Regions from separate parts of the Homo sapiens genome. Here region 2 is linked to region 1. A link is an interaction called in ENCODE POLR2A ChIA-PET data of the cell type or tissue named here. Cell type or tissue: PC-9. All regions are shown on one strand. Links, peaks and the distances in the headings refer to the core of each region. The heading gives the core; the rest is flanking DNA. Region 1 overlaps EPB41L4A (erythrocyte membrane protein band 4.1 like 4A). Region 2 overlaps EPB41L4A (erythrocyte membrane protein band 4.1 like 4A).

Region 1 (5,383 bases), core at 222-5,221:
AGGATGTCCTTGGTGAGGATTTTGAAAATTTGATCTTCACAAGAGTTGCCTGGATCATTTGAAATTTCTGGGAGTCTGAGGAGTACTGACATAATTACCTGCTGGAGTCTGTAAATACACATTTAAGACAGTGAGGATGTGAATAAATATATTAATGCACTTTGGCATTTGTGTTTTAAGTGATTAACTGCCAGAAACAGCTATTTCTAAAAAGTTATAAGGGAGGAGGGGTTCTTTTTTGATCAGTATTCACTGCTGTCACCATAATTAATAGCCTTAAAATAGCTTGTGTTTGGCCCAAAGAGAAATGTACTTTCTTCCAGTGACTCAAAAATCGTGGCTAGAACTAGACTGATTTCTAGTGACAGGTGTGCTTTACTGCACTCAATGCGTATTTTTCCTCCAACTAAATTGTACATTTAATGTTGCCATATCTTCTGCCTTTGCTTTGCAGGAAACGACAAATAATGTATAGAGGTATTCAAAAAATTTATTGAAAGCACTGTACTAGGAGCTGAGAACACGATGATGAGCACAACACAGTTCTTCCCTTTGGAAACATAGATAAGTGGAGGGAATGTCATCACAAATGTAAAACTTCACTATGAGATGAGTTCCGTGATAGGATTTTCTTAGGGAAACCTGAGAAAGAGTTGAGACTAAAGGTATGTGTCATATTTTTCACAAGGCAAAACTGGGGGAATGACATATACAGAGGCTTGGGCTAGAAAAAAGATACCGTTAGTCCACTTACTTTTGAGACAGTTTTGGCTGCTTTCCCTCTTCAGTGCCCTGTTTTAGAACTGAGTCCTTACTGAGGCTTGTAAGATGGCTATTATGGGAGGTGAGAGTGTTACAAAATGAGGCTGAAGAGGTAGGTAAAGAAGCCAGACCACTTCAGGCTCCCTCTGGCTTTATTAAAGCAAGATAAATCCATGGTGGAAAATCAGATTTGCAAGAAAAGGTAGTTGAACTAGGTTGCTTATTGTTGTCTAGACAAGAGACCAGCTTGGACTAGTAAAATTAGTGAAATAAGATCGTTTATAGTTGGATGACAGAGCCAACTAGACGTGGTAATAGTGGAGGTGTCCATAACTGCTAGGTGTCCAGCTTGCACACTGATGAGCATAATGACCCTAGATTCAGCTGGGGAGCAGCATTTAAACAGCTGAATTTTTAAATTACCTTTGAGAAACCCAAATGGTCTTTTTGCAGTAGCACATTACTCAGTAGTCTAAACTACAGAAATAAACCTTAAGGCCATGGGTATAAATGAGATCTGCTGGTGGTAGAGGAAGAGGGCCTAGGGTCTGAAGTTTGAGAAACTCCACTAATTAATGGCAAGGTAAAGCATGATAAGCCAGAAAGGATGGTCAGTGGTAGGAGCAAAATAGGATTATATTAAAGAAGCAAAAGAATGTCCTAAAAATTCTCCCTGGGATTAAGTAACACAGTGATTGATATTAGTGGAGTAGAGGGAAAGATCCATGTTAGAGATAGCTTAAGATAGGGATTAGATGAATTGAGGGCAATGACTAAAGATACTGCTTGCAAGAAAACTGGCTGAGAATGAGAGGAAAATCTTAGTTGCTTGGCGGGAGGGGGTTTGTGGTTGTGAAAGATAGTTTTGTTTAATCTTAGTCTTAAATTTAAAACCAAGTAGCAAGGATCTAGCTGAGAGAATAATTGAATACATTAATATAGGAGGACAGACAAAGATCCTGAAAAGGCTGGGAGAAGAGCATCCAAAGCACAGGTGGAGAGACAAAAAGGTTAGGGCTGCTGGCAGCTGTGGAGAGAACTGTACGTGGTAAGGGGGAGATATAAGATGTCCTGCATAAGTATTTTCCCTGTAGATTGCAAAGTCATCTATGGAGAGGAAAGGTACAAAATAGTCACTGGGGAGAGCAGGTGAATTAGATGGCCAAGCAGGGTGGATGGATCATTTGAGGTTTGGGGTGACAGATCAACTGAGATCCACTTACACTTCTGAAAACGCAAGAACACTTTAGAAATTAACAACACTTAAAGCTTTTTACATCATTTGTAAATAACTGGTGGAACTTAACACCACAAAATAAAGTATTATAAAGAACTTTATATGAATAAAAATATATGCAGTCTGAAAGTGATGCCTCAGTCCTTTTGCATCTGGGCACTAGTTGAGAACCAGCCCAGCCCTGGGAAGACGTCCTCCCACTTGTACTATTGCACAGCAGGCTAGCTGCAGTTCAGAATTCCAGAATGTTCATCAGATGCATCTGGTCTTGGTTGTGGTGGACACAGACACAAGATAGAAATGAATGATTGCTATCCTGTTCCAGAAATGAAAATGTGGTATCAAGTGAATTTTTACAAAATACTTATTCTTCCAGTTAAAACAAAAAGGTCCTTCAGCACAACTGTGCTGTAGTTAAACCATGGCCTATAATCCCAGCACTTTGGGAGGCTGAGGCAGGCGGATCACTTGAGGTCAGGAGTTCGAGACCAGCCTCCAACATGGCAAAGCCCTGTCTCTACTAAAAATACAAAAAGAATTAGCCGGGTGTTGTGGTGCACGCCTGTAATCCCAGCTGCTCGGGAGCCTGAGACAGGAGAATCGCTTAACCCAGTAAGTGGAGGCTGCGGTGAGCTGACACGGTGCCGCTGCACTCCAGCCTGGGCGACAGAGTGATAACATCTCAAAAAAAAAAAAAAAAAGAAGCAAAAGATAATGTATTTTCTCATGCTGAAGAAATACTTGCAGGTCTGAGATTTGAATTAAGATACCTATTTCACAGTTTCAAAAGTACCAGTGGCGCACACAACCTTCCCACCCCTACCCTTGACCCTTCATCAGGATCAAGTCTCTGTCTTGAGGCGGGAAGCTTGTATAGTTTTTATTGTTTTTGCTGTGTGTTTTCCAGCCAGGTTGTTTGTAGATGTCTGAGGTTTTTCTTCCATCAGGCTATCTTTAGACCCATTTCTTCTCTAAAATATATTTGAAAAATGTAGAAAGATTCAGAAGAAAACAGCCAAATGAAGTATTTTAATTACATCAGAAACCAAGCTGCTCTTAAATTTAAGATACTGAGTTAATTCAAAAGTTTCATAATACCAAAAGCTATTCAATAAATGTTCCCTCTAAATAGCTGTGCAAAATAAAGTTTGTATTTAAACTTTAATATACAAAGTTAGTCTGACATTTACATGCATAACGATTTTATTCATGAATATTAGGCATAATTCACCCAAATCAGTGTCATTACTTTTGTTAACAATTCCCAAACCAGGCTCTCAACCTCACTCTTCCAAACAGGATAGTGATGGAGACTTGGAGGCAATTTATAATCCCCTGATTATATTTTCAGTAGTCAATGAATGGAACAATGTCTTGTGAGCCCCTATCACTTGTCTCATACGGAGAAACAGGGCAGCTCATTACCAGAGCCTGGGCACCACATCCACTAGTTTGTAAAACTTAGGTTTTACACATCTCCCATCATCACTGGTGGAGGCTCTGAGAATGACACTAACTCACAACTACTACTTCTTATGCGAACCCCTCCTCCTCTTACTTCCAAGGATGGTCTAACATTGTCAGTGTATCAGGCTGGCAAGCATATTTCCTTCCCCAAATGTATATTCCCATAAATAATGGGCTATACCGTCCCAATCTATTTTGAGATTTGTTTGAGCTAAAAATAAATAAATCCCTCTTAAAATGCAGCTACCTTTAATCTGTTCCTATGACTGGCTTAATTTGTTTTACTGACATTCAAAAAGCACTGATGGAATAATTATTCTGCCTATCATGGGAAGCATGAACCCATCTATTTGGGATGGAAGATTTCTAGATAGCCAGAGGTGGGAAGAGAACACCAGTGAATGTGAGAGGAGAATACAGCAGAAGAATTACCAGAAAAAAAGTGCTAGGAGAGGACCTGAAATAAGTACTATGTTGTAAGTTTGTCTAGGATTGAATCTGTCCACTCTGCAGACCTTAAGAAATTAAGTTGCTATTCTTCCCCATTCTTAGCAGCCTTTGCGTGAAAAGGCAAGGTGAGGTGTAAGGCAGGTCACTGCCAGAACTCTGGTGGCATTGTGGTGGAAATTAGAACTTAAAGTTGTACCTTAAAAATGTACCTTTCCAGCTTCCACTGGTCACTCCAGCCCCTTCTCCGCTTGGCAGCCAGATGAGTGGCTTCCTTTTAGCACTTGGAATAAAACAGTAAGATCCAAACGCTTCCCACAGCCTTTAAGTCCCTGTGTTATCTGCCTTTCCCCTCAAGCTCACTGCATGTTGGTCTTTCAGCTCCTCAAATACCCAGGCCCTCTCCAGAGTCAGCATTTTCCCTACATTCCTCACTCTGATTACATCAGCCTTGCAGCCACTCACATGGCTAGCTCCTCACCTGCCAGGTCTCAGCTTTAAATGCCACTCTCTGAGATGGCCTCTGACCACCCTAAACATGTAAAGTGAGGTCACTTTGTTGCTTCTCTAGCTCAGGCATTTCTTTGTAATGCATACTCCTATTTGTTTTAACTGTTTACTTTTATGCCTCCAGGTCTAGGCTAGGGTCATCAAACTTTTTTATAAAGAGCCAGACTGTAAACTACATCCTGTTTGTGTCACGTGTTACTGTTATTTTGTTTTGCTTTTAAACAACCCTTTAAAGGTGTAAAAACCATTACTGGCTTCTGGGCTGTACAAAGGCAGCAGACTAGATTTGGCCCTTAGGCCATGGTTTGCTGATTGCTCAGACCAGTGCTCAACACTCCTTAGATGGGCTCACTGGATATTTACTGAATTCAAAATCAAGAGTGTCCTGGAGACAGGCTTAGAATCAGTGCCACTGATCAGAAGATGCATGTGAGTTCTTGTATCCCGCAAAGTGAAAGCTATTCTTCCAACTTAGAATATGTGTAAGTTTTTTTAATTCCTGAGTGGAAATAAAAATTACTACTTGTATTGAAACCAACTAAAATTTAAGACAAAAAAAAAAAAAAAAACACCGAAAGATAACTGCTTATTAATCATCACAATAACCCTAGGAGGTAGGTTATCTACACTGTATAAAAATTGAGGCTTAGAAGTTTAGCAGTATTAAAGTTACACAAGTAGTACACAGAGATGAAACACAAATGATTCAGGTCAGTCAGAATGCAAAGCCTAAACTTAATCATGAATATAATTTTGAAAAAGTACTGTCAACTTTAAACCAATCGTCTATTTGGACAACCTATTAGCTCTCCCAGGCTGATCTCATCAAATATTATGCAGATTATAGTAGAAGCTGCGTTTACCATGCAGATCGCCATTCTAGACTGAGGCATTCATTCTCTAGCTGCTGGGAGTGTTGCCTGCCGTGTAGCTCAAAACTGAGCCCCTCCCCAGGAACTG
Region 2 (5,383 bases), core at 262-5,261, 54 kb after region 1:
CAAGTAAAACAAGGTTGTGACATACACTTTCTTTTAAAAATTCTCAAATATAAATTTATAAACCTTCAGGTTAAATCTTGTCCTACTTAACAATCACATTTTCTTCCCTTAACATAAAAAAAAACTGTATAAAATGCTTAAGACAAATAATAAGATTATAGCTATTCTCAACACAGTAAGTTATTAGGTTTCAGTTAACACAATCTGATTTGCATGACCTAACCCAGTTCAACTTATCAAAAGACATGATATTTGTGAATTAAGAACTGACCAATAATTGAAAATATATTTTAGCTCTATTTCTCACATTGACAGCTCAAAGTGACTTTGCCTTAATTTCACCAACTTTAGACTAGGTACTATGGAAAAAATGGCAGTATAGCAAATTAGCAAAATAAAACATTCTTTTTCTATACCACAAATTACGGCCAAATAGCTAAATATTCAAGAAAACCTTATATAATTTTCCTATCATCATGGAATTTTTTTTTTTTTGAGACAGAGTCTCGCTCAGCCACCCACTCACTGCAACCACAGTCTCCCAGGTTCAAGCGATTCTACCATCTCAGCCTCCCGAGTAGCTGGGATTACAGGCACCCACCATCATGCCCAGCTAATTTTTGTATTTTAGTAGAGATGGGGTTTCACCATGTTGCCCAGGCTGGTCTTGAACTCCTGACCTCAGGTGATCCACCTGCCTCAGCCTCCCAAAATGCTAGAATTACAGGCGTGAGCCACCGCATCCAGCTGGAAAATTTTATATTTGGCAAAACAGATGCTCATTAAATTCTATAAAGCAAAAATAAATATTAAAACATAATTTGGAAAATAAAGATGTTTCTGCATCCAATGGCTAATTGTTTAAGTTCAAACACCTGGCTCATCCCCAAAAGGCAGCCAGATTCCTGCTTAAGAATTCCTGGGCTGAATACAGTAGCTCACTCCTGTAATCCCAGCACTTTGGGAAGACAATGCAGGAGGGTCGCTTGAGGCTAGGAGTTTGAGATCAGCCTGGGCAACATAGTGAGACCTATCTCTACAAAAAAAGTTTTTTTAATTAGCCAGGCATGGTGGCCCATGCTTGTCATCCCAGTTATTGAGACTGAGGCAGGAGGATTGTTTGAACTTGAGAGTTTGAGGTTACAATAAGCCATGATCACACCACTGCACTCCAGCCTGGTGACAGAGTGAGACTCCATTTCTTAAAACACAAAAAATGTTTCTGCCTTCTAAAGTTCCAAGAGTGATATTTAAGCAGTTGCCTTTTTACTAGATATACATAGACTTTTTAGACACCAATTTTGCTACTGCAAGATCAAAGAAGGCATTCTACTGAAAAGCTGGAGGGTAGATTATAAGGAATGGGTGTGGAGGAGAAAGATGCTAGGAAAACATGTCTATGCATGAAAGGCCCCCTCCTGAGTTGTTCTGCTTCCAATTTCCTCTTCCCAGACCCAGTACTCTCCTGGATCCCTCTGCTTTCGTCATTACCAAAATGATAATTTGGGACTGTGAGTGCACATAAAGGCACTTCCTCCTCTGCCCTTCCCCCAGTGCTACAGAGTGTGTGGAGGAGCTACAGGGTGTGGAGGTACTCACAGACAGTCCTCCTTGTGGGTCAGAATGCCAGGTTCAAAAACAAGAAAGGGATTTGTGAGGCTAGGAAGGCATCTGCTCATTCCCTTAGAACTTCAAAGGAGTAGGATGAGAGACTTCTATCTGAAGATTTGTAATCTACACCAGCGTGGAAAGACTGCCAGATGTGGTAACAGGAGAGGGTGCACATTGTTCCTTCAAGCCCTCTTGGACCCAAAGATAACACCTATCTATGAATGGTCAGCTGGAATCAAGAGGTGTCACGAGTCACTTGGATATCAAGTTTTTCTTCCTGTGATACGAGTTTGAGGGAAGAGAGTTGAGTGATCACTCACATCCTTCCCAGTGGTACTCCTGGTGCCCTCTCCTCCAATCCTCTATCAGGGCTACACAGCCGACTGACACACACCAAACATTCTCCAGCCATCTCTCAAGCCCCACAATTTATGCTTGCTTGGTCTAGGGCAGGTGGATAGTTCCATACCTAACCTAAAGCTGGTTCTGTCTCAGAGGAGAGTGCTAGAACACTACTTTTGAGGTTTTTATTTGATGCAATTTTAATAGTAAATAAAGTAAATGCAAATATAAACTAAGCATACCTGTATATCAAGATTGTTTTTAAAATGCTTATTTAGCTAAGGCAAAATTGGGAAGTTTTTTGTCTGCTTCCACGTTTGAGCTCATCTCAAGGACTCTGTAGTGTTTTATTTTACGCAAGCACTCACTAAAAGAATTTTGAAAAACAATGTACCTTGTGCTTGTTTCAAAATGATACCTAAAATTTTTCATGAAAAGTTTAAATAGTACCAAAGGATATAATTTGAAGTATAAATATGACATTAAAAACTAGAACTGTTTCATGACTCCCTTAAACATATCCAATGTAATAAAATACCATACCGATTCGTTGTGTCATCCATTTTAAAAACATATGAAATGAGTTGTTTAGCAGTTAATAAATTTCATCACATTCTTTTTTCTCTTTGTGTTTGCATTTCAATTCTACTTCACCTACAAAATTTATCCCTAATATGTTTTGAATTTGAAAGTTGATATGGTTTGGCTGTGTCCCCAACTCAAATCTCATCTTGAATTGTAATCCCCATAATCCCCACGTCGTCGTGGGAGGGAGCCAGTGGGAGGTAACTTAATCATGGGGGTGGTTCCCCCATGCTATTCTCGTGATAGTGAGTGAACTCTCACAAGAGCTGATGGTTTTATAAGCGTCTGGCATTTCCCCTGCTGGCACTCATTCTCTCTCCTGCCGCCCTGTGAAGACATGCCTTCTGCCATGATTCCAAGTTTCCTGAGGCCTCCCCAGCCAAGTGGAACTGTGAGTCTTTTAAACCTCTTTTCTTTATAAATTTCCCAGTCTCAGGTATTTCTTCATAGCAATGTGAGAACAAACTAATAAAAAAGTTTTTATTATCACCTTATCATACTTCTCTATGACAAAATATAAAAATAAAGTGTTTACTTCCCATGACCATAAAGCTCTAAATGTAAAAAATTTCTTCTGAACTAAGTTATTATAATTAGTAGCAGTATATTAGTACACCATACTAATGCTGATAAATTATTAAATATAAAAAGTAAATTTTTTATTGGAAAGCAATTTTTTTTGAGACAGAGTCTCATTCTGTTGCCTACGCTGGAGTGCAATAGAGCAATCTTGGCTCACTGCAACTTCCATCTTCTGAGTTCAAGTGATTCTCCCATCTCAGCCTCCCAAGAAGCTGGGACTACAGATGCCCACCACCACACCCAGCTAATTTTTGTATTTTTAGTAGAGATAGGGTTTCACCATGTTGGCCAGGCTGGTCTTGAACTCCTGACCTCAAGTGATCCACCCACCTTGGCCTCCCAAAGTGCTGGGATTACAGGCATCAGCCACTGTGCCCTGCCAGAAAGCAATTTTTAATGAGGTAAACAGAGGTGGTTTTATTTCCCTAATGATTACATGTATCAAATCTATTTACAAATGTTATTTTTTGCTAGAATGAAACAGTTTAGCAACAAGTCTATTCCTACTTTTATTTTGATTTTCGATGCTGTGAACCCATGTTCAAAATAAGTAGAGGTATATGTAATGTATTCTGTTATAAAGACATCACCACTGAGTCAAAGAACTTCTAAGGAGTTAGATATCTAACAGTGATATATTATCCAAAATTATTCTGAATGTTCTATCAAGTGACAAATCCGCTGGGTCCTCCTTCAATTTTGTTGCAAGTAAAAATGAGAAAATGACTTAGAAAAGGATATGTCACTTGATAATTAGAGTCATTTACCTTCCCAATACCAACCCCAAGAGGTTCAAAGCTTATGGACAAAGCAGTCTAACAGATTCCAGATGTAGGAAAGGGCTCTTTTCTTTTGCAAAATGGAAGAAGGTCCATTGCAAAAGGGCAGGCTGGACAGAAGAACCAGTATGTATACTACCACAGGAATATGCCTTTTAGAAAAGAGAATCTAGAAATTGATTCAATGAAAACTACCTGTGCCCAAGTACATCTTAGAAAGCCTCTGTGTGTTGCCCTCCCCACCTGACTCAGATCAGGACACGCTACCCCAAACTATAACACCTTGGCATTTGAGAAAACAGCAGAAGCAAGAAAGCCCCTCTCATCTCCCAACCCTCTGTCATTTTCTCCTGAAACAGGTCTAAAACCTAGAAGGTAACTCTCTGACCTTCTTCCTCCTTTTTCCCCTGGAATCCCTCATGTGATAGATATCCTGCTTTACCCAGAGGGAGGGGATATCATACAGGGAAACCAAGAAGAATCCAAACAACCAACCTTTGCTAAGCCCCCCTCCAGGTTATTACCATTAGAATATACCCTTTTGTCCTCTAGTCATACTTCTGCATGACTGTCCATGAATATACACATATCTCATTTCTTTGGGTCTTCATTTCTAAAGGCTCTCATGTATATAAAACTTATATTAAACAAAGTTGTACACTTTTCTCTTGTTAATCTTTTGTTATGGGGACCTCAGCCATGAACCTAGTGATAAGTGAGGAAGCTACTACTTTTTCTCCCCTATACAATCCACCCTAGCAGTTGCATACACGAGCCTGAAATCTACTGCCTTAATTCACCTGTCCATTAAAACCCCCTTCTTTTGCAATAGCATCATGGACTGCCTCTAGCCATAAGCAAATTATCCTTCCGGACACTTAGAACTCTGTCAGTGCTCCACTCTATGCCACTTGATATGTCCTGCCTGCATTCCAGCATTGCTTCTCTAGTCTTGCAAAGCAGCTGGTTAAGTGTACAAGGTTGAAAGTCCAACAAACTTAGATTTATTTCTCAGCTCTGCCAGTTTACCCATTGTAAATTGATCCTGTGATCTTGGACAAGTTATTAAACTACTTTGGGCCACAGTTTTCTCCTGTGTAAAATGGGAACACCACTAACTACTTATATAGTGCACAGCTGGATTAAATTAGACAATTTATATAAAGCCTTTAGCACTGTGTTTGGAATTTAGTAAGTGCTAAATAACTGACGGCTGTGTTATTTGTATATGACTTAGTTCCTACAGATTAGGGGCCAAGCTTTATTCCATTTTCTGTGCTCTATAAAATAGGGTCTTATGCCAAAGAGGTGCCCAATAAATTCTTGTTGAATAAGAAGAAAAAGAAAAAAGGTGTCATTTATGGTAACTCACTAAAGCTGTGATTTTAACTTGAATATATAATAGCCCTTTCATTTTGCTTGCTTTTCTAATTTTCGTAGCTATGTTTGGAATGCTAAACACTCCCAAGAAGACTGAAAACATT

The links. ChIA-PET counts read pairs that join two places held together with the same protein. Peaks named below come from ENCODE experiments on the same cell type or tissue, not always from the same donor. Only the 100,000 strongest peaks of a DNase experiment are listed, where the experiment ranks them.
Region 2: POLR2A ChIA-PET joins it to region 1 with 7 read pairs; 6 of 35 experiments call an interaction of 5 or more read pairs at or near these places.

What each region holds. Positions count from the first base shown.
Region 1 is chr5:112,162,149-112,167,531 of GRCh38, forward strand. EPB41L4A (erythrocyte membrane protein band 4.1 like 4A) reads right to left here. Exons shown (of 23, transcript NM_022140.5): 23 at 471-2,970. The coding sequence ends at 2,842. It overlaps EPB41L4A-AS1 (EPB41L4A antisense RNA 1), which reads left to right. Exons shown (of 3, transcript NR_015370.2): 3 at 3-353. Among named protein-coding and RNA genes, the nearest start is that of SNORA13, 3.4 kb to the left of the region's middle. RefSeq lists enhancers at 3,316-3,993, 3,994-4,671. In PC-9, for the core only: no CTCF peak of the experiment used is centred there; no DNase peak of the experiment used is centred there; H3K4me3 peaks cover 528 bases; H3K27ac peaks cover 1,377 bases.
Region 2 is chr5:112,216,495-112,221,877 of GRCh38, forward strand. All of the region lies in intron 12 of EPB41L4A (erythrocyte membrane protein band 4.1 like 4A), which reads right to left. Among named protein-coding and RNA genes, the nearest start is that of SNORA13, 58 kb to the left of the region's middle. RefSeq lists an enhancer at 1,102-1,603. In PC-9, for the core only: no CTCF peak of the experiment used is centred there; no DNase peak of the experiment used is centred there.